Linked DNA regions of Homo sapiens: region 2 is linked to region 1. Evidence: read pairs that join two places in POLR2A ChIA-PET (ENCODE). Cell type or tissue: B cell. All regions are shown on one strand.

Region 1 (5,000 bases):
CAGGATGGTGTTGACCTCTGGACCTCGTGATACGCCCACCTCAGCTTCCTAAAGCGCTGGGATTACAGGTGTAAGCCACTGCGCCCAGCCTAGACTATATTTTTATAGTCAAGAAATTCACAGGCTGGATATGGTGGCTCATGCTTGTAATCCCAACACTTTGGGAGGCCAAGGCCGGCAGATCACTTAAGTCCTGGAGTTCAAGACCAGCCTGGGCAACACAATGAAACCCCATCTCTACAAAAAAAATAAAAATTAGCTGGGTGTGGTACTGTGCACCTGTAGTCCCAGCTACCTGGGAGGCTGAGGCAGGAAGCTCGATTGAATCTAGGAGGTGGAGGTTGCAGTGAGCTGAGATGGTGACACTGCACTATAGCCTGGGCAACAGAGTGAGACCCCATCTCAAAAAAAATAGGAAAGAAAGAAAATTCACAATATATCATTGGAAGACAAGAAAAAAACTAGAACCACTAGGCGTGGTGGCTCATGCCTATAATCCCAGCACTTTGGGAGGCCGAGGTGAACAGATCACTTGAGGCCAGGAGTTTGAGACCAGCCTCGTCAACATGGCAAAACCCTGTCTTTACTAAAAATACAAAAATTAGCTGGGTGTGGTGGCATGTGCATGTAGTCCCAGCTACTTGGGAGGCTGAGGCAGGAGAATCGCTTGAACCCATGAGACAGAGGTTGCAGTGAGCCAAGATCGTGACACTGCACTCCAGCCTGGGCAACAGAGTAAGACTCCATCTCAAAAAAAAAAAAAAAATTAAATGTAAAAAAGAGAGTCAATCAATGGCTTCCTATTGCCCTTAACATGACTCACAAATCTTTTCACAATCTGAATCCAGTCTTGTAGTGCAACATCAAATATTATCACACTCATTCTAGCTCCCTCATTCCACATGGTGAACTTTTTTTTTTGAGATAGGATCTCACTCTGTTGCCCAGCCTGGAGTACAGTGGTGCCATGACCTTGGCTCCTAAGTTTTTTTTTTTTTTTGAGAGAGGGTCTCCCTCTGTAGCCCAGGATGGAGTGCACTTGGCATGATCTTGGCTCACTGCAACCTCTGCCTCCTGGATTCAAGTAATTCTCCTGCCTCAACCTCCCGAGTAAATGGGATTATAGGCATGTGGCACCATACCCGGCTGATATCCTGTGCTTTAAAATATGCAATAAAATAAAATATGCAACATTCTACATCTGGAACCCTCTTTTCATCTCTCCTGAGCCTCTTATCTCAAACCTCTCACTCAATCTTTGCCTCATTAAATCCTGATCTTTTTTTTAGGACTCAACTAAAACTCTCAAGAATGTCATCCCTAAGCCTCTAAAATAGGTTAGGTCTTCCCCTCATAGCCCCTGCTCAAGGGTAAGTTCCATAGTCAATGTATACCATATCTGTCTTGTTCACTCATTCACTATGTGATATGCATGCAGCATAGTAACTGATCCAAAATAGAAACTTGAACATATTTGTTCAATAAAGAAATTAAAATGGGGTTAAAGATGGAAGCACAGCATATGTAAACATTGAGTGGGAAAATGATAGGATAACCAAGATAAATGGGTATTATTAAAGCTAAAGGGAAGAAGTTTCAAAAAGGAGAGAAAGGAGAGATCATCAGTATAAAATGCTATAGAGAGTCAAGTTTAAGAGTGAAAATGTAGCCAGGCATGGTGGCTCATGCCTGTAATCCCAGCACTTTGAGATGCTGAGGCGGGAGGATCACTTGAGGCCAGGAGTCTGAGGCTGCAGTGAGCTATGAGAGGCCTTTGTTAATCATCAAATGAGAAAAAATGTTCCCCTAAGTTGAACTTAAATTGGATATAGAAAATTGAAATTGTAAAAGGAAAGCAAATCATTTTATATTAAATAGAAAAAGCTTCGTGGATGTAAGTTTTGAAGTCATCCTCAGGGAAAAAGTGTAGTTTGGAAAAGAGAAAGAATCAGACATTAAAAGCATCTGAGCAAAAGCTCTGTGGCAACATTGTTCAAAAGAGGAACTACCTGGCCAGAAACAGTGTAAGAAAATTAGATAAAGTTAATTAAGAACAAGAAAGAGAGCCTTGAAGCACTGTGAGAAACTGAAATTACTGCATGCCCAGTCTGTCCCTAGAAAAAAGCCTGGACTTTGAATTCAAGGAAACTTTAACTCTCTTTTGAGGAAGAGGCTAACATGGGGAACTTTAAGGTCTTCAACCAAAAATTGTAAGGACTAGTTCCTCCTGTTTAATGAGGTCATAAGTCAAAAGGTACTCCCTGTCACTTCAGGAGACAGATGTTACATGCCACACTATAAGAACTGTTTGTTTGCCTCTATGGAGTAAGTAAAAGGGAGCTCCTTGAATGTCCTTTTACCTTTTTTCTGCACAACTAAATCCTAGTCATCATTTTTCAAAAAGCAGCTTGTTTTATGATCTTCATGGAACCTCCTGAGATTACTCAGTCCTTTATCAGGAGAGTAAGAAAAAACAGAGAAATACAAAAATAAGAAAGGGAGACAAAGAAAAGTGAAAACTTGTTTCAAAGATCATTTTAGTGTATAGCACAGTAAGTGCCCAATATATTTAATAAATTTTTGTCAACTGAATTAATATACTTGGGTTTCAATAGAATAATACAAGACTAAACTTCTTCCTTCCTTCCTCCCTCCCTTCTTCCTTTCTTTTCTTTCTTCCCTCTCCCTCTCCCTCTTTCTTCCTCTTTCTCTCCTTCCCTCCTTCCTTCCCTCCCTTCCTTCCTTCCTTCTCTTTCCTCCTCCCCTCCCCTCCTCTCCTCTCTTCTTTTCTTTTTTCCTTTTCTTTCTTTTTTTGAGACAGGGTCTTGCTCTGTTGTCAGGCTAGGGCACAGTGGCACAATCATAGCTCCCTGCAGCTTCAAACTCCTGGGCTCAAGTGATCCTCCAGCTTAAACCTCCCAAGCAATTAAGACTATGGGCATGTGTCACCATGCCCAGCTTTTTTTTTTTTTTTTTTTTTTTTTTTGCTATGTTGCCCAGGCTAGCCTCAACCTCCTGGCCTCACATGATCCTCCTGCCTCAGCCACCCAAAGTGCTGGGATTATAGGCATGAGCCACTACACCTAGCCCCAAATTTCTTCAAGATTAGCTATACCAATGCACCCATGAAAGAAAGGAACCAATATTATTAAATGTCAAGCTTTGTATGGGACAGGCCTCTAAATATTTTACTTCATGAATCCTCTTCATTTTATGAGTGAAGAAACAGGCTTAAGGAGAGGTAACATAATGGTAGAATTATAAACTCAAGTCTGTTTGACTCCAAAAACCCTTGTTCTTTCCAGTGAACCATACTGCCACACAGTATATATTATATAAGAGTAGTTATCTAGTCAATTTGGGAGGCCGAGGCGGGCGGATCACCTGAGGTCAGGAGTTCAAGACCAGCCTGGCCAATATGGTGAAACACTGTCTCTATCAAAAATGCAAAATTTAGCTGGGTGTGGTGGTGCGTGCCTGTAATCCCAGCTACTCGGAAGGAAGAAGCAGGAGAACCACTTGAACTCGGGAGGTGGAGGTTGCAGTGAGCTGAGATCGCGCCACTGCACTCCAGCCTGGGCGACAGAGCGAGACTCTGTCTCAAAAAAAAAAAACAAAAACAATTATCTAGTCAAAAAATCAAATTAACTTTTAAGTATGCATTTGTGTATTTGTTTCCTAGGCTGATATAACAAAGTGCCACAAACTGAATAGCATAAAGCAGAAATGTATTGTCTCACAGTGCTAGAGGATGGTTTCAGAGGCTAGAAGTCCAAAATCAAGGTGTTGGCAAAGCCCTGTTCCCACTGGAGCCTCTAGGGGGAGGCTCCTGGCTTCTGGCTTCTGGTAGCCCTGGGCATTCCTTGGTTTGTGGAAACATAACTCCAATCTCTGCCTTTATCTGCCATGCGGTCTCTGCAATGTGTCTGTGTGTCTCTGTGTATTCATGCACCTGGTGTTCTCCCTAATTCTATTTTTTTTTCTTATAAGGATACCAGTTATAATGGAATAGGGGCCACCCTAATCCAGTATGACCTCATTTTAACTTGATTACATCTGCAAAGACCCTATTCCCAAACTAAGATAACATTCACAGGTGATTTAGACTTCAATATATCCTTTTAGGGGATACAAATCAACCTCGTACATTTTGTAACAGCACTAAGAACAATTTTTCCCGCAGGAAAAAATTTAAAACATAGTCCTTCCTCAAGGAACTTAAAATTTCGTTGAGAAAACGAAGTTCACAAACAATAAGCTATTAGTAAAAAATGAACAAAATAAGTTAATGAAGCTCAAACAATAAATGTAAATGGTGTATAAAGAAGGAAAAGCATGGCTGGGAGCAGTGGCTCACACCTGTAATCCCAGCACTTTGGGAGGCCCAGGTGGGTGGATCACCTGAGGTTAGGAGTTCGAGACCAGCCTGGCCAATGTGGTAAAACCCCATCTTTACTAAAAATACAAAAAAAAAAAAAAAAATTAGCCGGCCATGGTGGTGGGTGCCTATAATCCCAGCTACTTGGGAGGCTGAGGCTAGAGAATCACTTGAACCTGGGAGGCGGAGGTTGCAGTAAGCTGAGATCGCGCCATTGCACTCCAACCTGGGCGACAAGAGCAAAACTCCATCTCAAAAAAAAAAAAAAAGAAAAAGAAAAGAAGGAAAAGCATATTCCAGGTCAGAAGTCCCAGGGGGCTTCATAGTGGACATGGATCAGAAGCTGGATAAAAGATTGGTAGAATAGGCCAGGTGTGGTGGCTCATGCCTGTAATCCCAGCACTTTGGGAGGTCAAGGTGGACGGTTCACAAGGTCAGGAGTTCGAGACCAGCTTGGCCAACATGGTGAAACCCCATCTCTATTAAAAATACAAAAAAATTTAGCCAGGCCTGGTGGTGCGTGCCTGTAATCCCAGCTACTCAGGAGGCTGAGGCAGGAGAGTCGCTTAAACCCGGGAGGCGGAGGTTGCAATGAGCCAAGATTGCGTCACTGTACTGCAGC
Region 2 (5,000 bases), 160 kb before region 1:
TTGTCACTATTTTTTTTTGAGACGGAGTCCCGCTGTCGCCCAGGTTGGAGTGCAGTGGTGCGATCTCGGCTCACTACAGGCTCCGCCCCCTAGGGTTCAAGCCATTCTCCTGCCTCAGCCTCCCGAGTAGCTGGGACTACAGGCGCCCGCCACCTCGCCCGGCTAATTTTTTGTATTTTTAGTAGAGACGGGGTTTCACCGTGTTAGCCAGGATGGTCTCGATCTCCTGACCTCGTGATCCACCTGCCTGGGGCTCTCAAAGTGCTGGGATTACAGGCGTGAGCCACCGTGCCCGGCCAATTTTCACTTTTAATGATATGAAAGTATATGGTAAAATCATTACCTTAGGTGTGCTTCCTTTAATAAATTTTTTAATTGAAGACAACAAGCCGGTTTCATTCTTCGATGGTTTTTCTCCTCCTGAAGGCAGGCTATCATCAACCTCTGAATATTTCCTCTTTGCTCTGGCAGTGCGTTGTGTTTGGATTTGATTTGACTGCTGAGAAGCTTTCCGTGTTCTCAGCCTCATCTTTTATGGGTGCCACATGTAAAACTAAAAGAGAAAAATAATAAATGTAATAAAAAATTAAAAGTTATTAAATTCAACCTTCTCTACCCAAATGTGCCCAGCTTATATAATAAAAATATCTTGGCTAAAAAAACAAAAGTCCTAGACTCTAGGAGACTGCAGTAAGAAACCAACATTTTAAGTAAAAGGCATTATGCTTTATACATTATTTATATTATCCCAAGTAACCTTCCCAACAACCTCTGAAATATTATAATATATCCTATGATCTAAAGTAAGGGTAACACCAAGGAGTGTGCATGCTCTTTACATAATACTATACTGCCTGCCAACACTACTATTCGTTTAATCGTTCGTTCGACAAATATTTATTGCATACATAGCCACATTCAAGGCACTGGGCCAAGTAAGAATTGAGTAAATAGTAAACAAGATAAGGAAAGGTTTTGCTTTTCTGTAACTCACTGGGTAGTGGAAAAGTAATGTCAGCCAATGAATGAATGAATTCCATGAGCACAATTCTAATAATCAACAACCATATAAGTGTAACAACAGAATGTGGATCATTTTGAGAAAGTCCTATCTTACCACATTTAATGATACTTTTAAAACGATTCACATCAGAAAGAAAATATGAGGCTATTTATTTGAGCTCTCTCATTTTATAGGTAAGACAATTAATTGCTGGCAAAACTGTCCCAACACTTAGAATTAAAGACATAACTGAATTAGAATCTGTGAAACACAATACAAAGAATACTAAACGAAGAATTAAGAGATGTGAATTTTAATCCTACTCCAATCATGGCTAATCTGTAGTCACTTAGTTATGTTTTATCACATGTATAAAAAAACATATTTACCTTACCATTCTGAGGCTCAAAATGAAAAAAGGACTAGTAAAGGCTATAATGTGCAAAGGACAATAAAGCTATTCACCATAGTGGATACACTCACAGAACAAACTAACTCCAATTAAGCACTTTAAACTCTAAATGTACAGAAATTCCTGGCAAAGATTAGAGTCTCAGAAATTGTTTTTAGTAACTCAACAAAACAATCATAGAAAAAAAAGAAACTTTTTAAAAAATAGAAACTACAGGCTGGGCACGCAGTGGCTCACACCTGTAATCCCAGCACTTTGGAAGGCCAAGGCAGGTGGCTCACCTGAAGTCAGGAGTTCCAGACTAGCCTGGCCAACATGGAGAAACCCTGTCTCTACTAAAAATACAAAAATTAGGTGGGCGTGGTGGCAGGGGCCTGTAATCCCAGCTACTCTGAAGGCTGAGGCAGGAGAACTGCTTGAACCCGGGAGGCGGAGGTTGCATTGAGGAGAGATCACACTATAGCACTCCAGCTTGGGCAACAGAGCGAGATTCCATCACTACCCTCTCCCACCCCGCACCACCCCCCCCAACCAAAAAAGTGCCACACCAATAAACACACAAAGGCTAACAAAGCAAAGCAGCCTTCTTGCTGACATGGAGAGTTTTGGTAGTCTGGATATAAAATCAAACCAGCCACAGCATTCCCTTAAACCAAAGCTAATCCAGAGGTGAAGAAGCTGCATAAGAAAAGTTTGAAGCTAGCACTATTTGGTTCATGAGGTTTAAGGAAAGAAGCTGTCTCCATAATATAGATGTGCAAGGTGAGGTGAAGCAGCAGGTGCTGATATAAAAGTGGAGGCAAGTTATCCAGAAGATCTCACTATGTCCACTGATGAAGGTGGCTATACTAAAACAACAGATTTTCTAAGTAGACGAAACAGCTTTCTGCTGGAAACAGATGCCATCTAGGACTTTCACAGCTATGAGAAGTCAGTGCCTGGCTTCAAAGCAGGCTGGGCACAGTGGCTCACGCCTGTAATCCCAGCATTTTGGGAGGCCAAGGCAGGTAGATGGCTTGAGCCCAGGAGTTCAAGACCAGCCTGGGCAACATGGTGAAACCCCATCTCTATAAAAAATACAAAAATTAGCTGGCCATGGTGGTGCATGTCTGTAGTCCCAGCTACCTGGGAGGCTGAAGTGGAAGGATCACTGAAGCCCAGGAGGTTGAGGCTGCAGTAAGCCAATACCGCGCCACTGCACTCCAGCCTGGGCGACAGTGAGAGCCTGTTTCAAAAAAAAGAAAAAAAAACAAAAAAAAAAAGAAAAAAAAAAAAGATCTAAAACTGACACCCTAACATCACAATTAAAATAACTAGAGAAGCAAGAGCAAACAAATTCAAAAGCTAGCAGAAGAAAAGAAGTAACTAAGATCAGAGCAGAACTGAGGGAGATAGAGACACAAAAAAACCCTTAAAAAAAATCAATGAATCCAGGAGCTGGTTTTTTGAAAAGATTAACAAAATTGACAGGACGCTAGCAAGACTAATAAGAAAAGAGAGAAGAATCAAATAGACGCAGTAAAAAATGACAAAGGGGATATCATCACTGATTCCACAGAAATACAAACTACTACCATCAGAGAATACTATAAACACCTCTATGCAAATAAACTAGAAAATCTAGAAGAAATGGATAAATTCCTGGACACACACACCCTCCCAAGACTAAACCAGGAAGAAGTTGAATCTCTGAATAGAACAATAACAGGAGCTGAAATTGAGGCAATAATTAATAGCCTACCAACTAAAACAAGTCCAGGACCAGATGGATTCACAGCGGAATTCTACCAGAGGTACAAGTAGGAGCTGGTACCATTCCTTCTGAAACTATTACAATCAATAGAAAAAGAGGGAATCCTCCCGAACTCATTTTATGAGGCCAGCATCATCCTGATACAAAGCCTGGCGGAGACACAACAAAAAAAGAGAATTTTAGACCAATATCCTTGATGAACATTGATGCAAAAATCCTCAATAAAGGCCGGGCGCGGTGGCTCACGCCTGTAATCCCAGCACTTTGGGAGGCCGAGGCGGGTGGATCACGAGGTCAGGAGATCGAGACCATCCTGGCTAACACGGTGAAACCCCGTCTCTACTAAAAATACAAAAAATTAGCCGGGCGAGGTGGCGGGCGCCTGTAGTCCCAGCTACTCGGGAGGCTGAGGCAGGAGAATGGCGTGAACCCCAGGGGGCGGAGCCTGCAGTGAGCCGAGATTGTGCCACTGCACTCCAGCCTGGGCGACAGCGAGACTCCGTCTCAAAAAAAAAAAAAAAAAAAAAAAAAAAAAATCCTCAATAAAATACTGGCAAACCGAATGCAGCAGCACATCAAAAAGCTTATCCACCATGATCAACTGAGCTTCATCCCTGGGATGCAAGGCTGGTTCAACATACGCAAATCAATAAATGTAATCCAGCATATAAACAGAACCAAAGACAAAAACCACATGATTATCTCAATAGATGTAGAAAAGGCCTTTGACAAAATTCAACAGCCCTTCATGCCAAAAACTCTCAATAAATTAGGTATTGATGGGATGTATCTCAAAATAATAAGAGCTATTTATGACAAACCCACAGCCAATATCATACTGAATGGGCAAAAACTGGGAGCATTCCCTTTGAAAACTGGCACAAGACAGGGATGCCCTCTCTCACCACTCCTATTCAACATAGTGTTGGAAGTTCTGGACAGGGCAATAAGGCAGGAGAAAGAAATAAAGGGTATTCAATTAGGAAAAGAGGAAGTCAAACTGTCCCTGTTTGCAGATGACATGATTGTATATTTAGGAAACCCCATCATCTCAGCCCAAAATCTCCTTAAGCTGATAAGCAACTTCAGCAAAGTCTCAGGATACAAAATCAATGTGCAAAAATCACAAGCTTTCTTATACACCAATAACAGACAGAGAGCCAAATCATGAGTGAATTCCCATTCACAATTGCTTCAAAGAGAATAAAATACCTAGGAATCCAACTTACAAGGGATGTGAAGGACCTCTTCAAGAAGAACTACAAACCACTGCTCAATGAAATAAAAGACACAAACAAATGGAAGAACACTCCATGCTCATGGGTAGGAAGAATCAATATCGTGAAAATGGCCATACTGCCCAAGGTAATTTATAGATTCAATGCCATCCCTATCAAGCTACCAATGACTTTCTTCACAGAATTGGAAAAAACTATTTTAAAGTTCATATGGAACCAAAAAAGAGCCCACACTGCCAAGACAATCCTAAGCCAAAAGAACAAAGCTGGAGGCATTACGCTACCTGACTTCAAACTATACTACAAGGCTACAGTAACCAAAACAGCATGGTACTGGTACCAAAACAGAGATATAGACCAATGGGACTGAACAGAGCCCTCAGAAATAACACCACACATCTACAACCATCTGATCTTTGAGAAATCTGACAAAAACAAGAAATGGGGAAAGGATTCCCTATTTAATAAACGGTCCTGGGAAAACTGGCTAGCCATATGTAGAAAGCTGAAACTGGATCCCTTGCTTACACCTTACACTAAAATTAATTCAAAATGGATTCAAGACTTAAATGTTAAACCTAAAACCATAAAAAC

What was found. ChIA-PET counts read pairs that join two places held together with the same protein. Peaks named below come from ENCODE experiments on the same cell type or tissue, not always from the same donor. Only the 100,000 strongest peaks of a DNase experiment are listed, where the experiment ranks them.
Region 2: POLR2A ChIA-PET joins it to region 1 with 6 read pairs; 3 of 35 experiments call an interaction of 5 or more read pairs at or near these places.

The regions. Positions count from the first base shown.
Region 1 is chr15:44,297,913-44,302,912 of GRCh38, reverse strand. The region is part of intron 1 of GOLM2 (golgi membrane protein 2); the gene reads right to left. Among named protein-coding and RNA genes, the nearest start is that of GOLM2, 12 kb to the right of the region's middle. RefSeq lists a silencer at 2,148-2,442. In B cell, no CTCF peak of the experiment used is centred here; a DNase peak (open chromatin) is centred at 2,122; H3K27ac peaks cover 1,846 bases.
Region 2 is chr15:44,454,544-44,459,543 of GRCh38, reverse strand. It overlaps CTDSPL2 (CTD small phosphatase like 2), which reads right to left. Exons shown (of 13, transcript NM_016396.3): 2 at 344-553. The coding sequence starts at 529. Among named protein-coding and RNA genes, the nearest start is that of CTDSPL2, 29 kb to the right of the region's middle. In B cell, no CTCF peak of the experiment used is centred here; no DNase peak of the experiment used is centred here.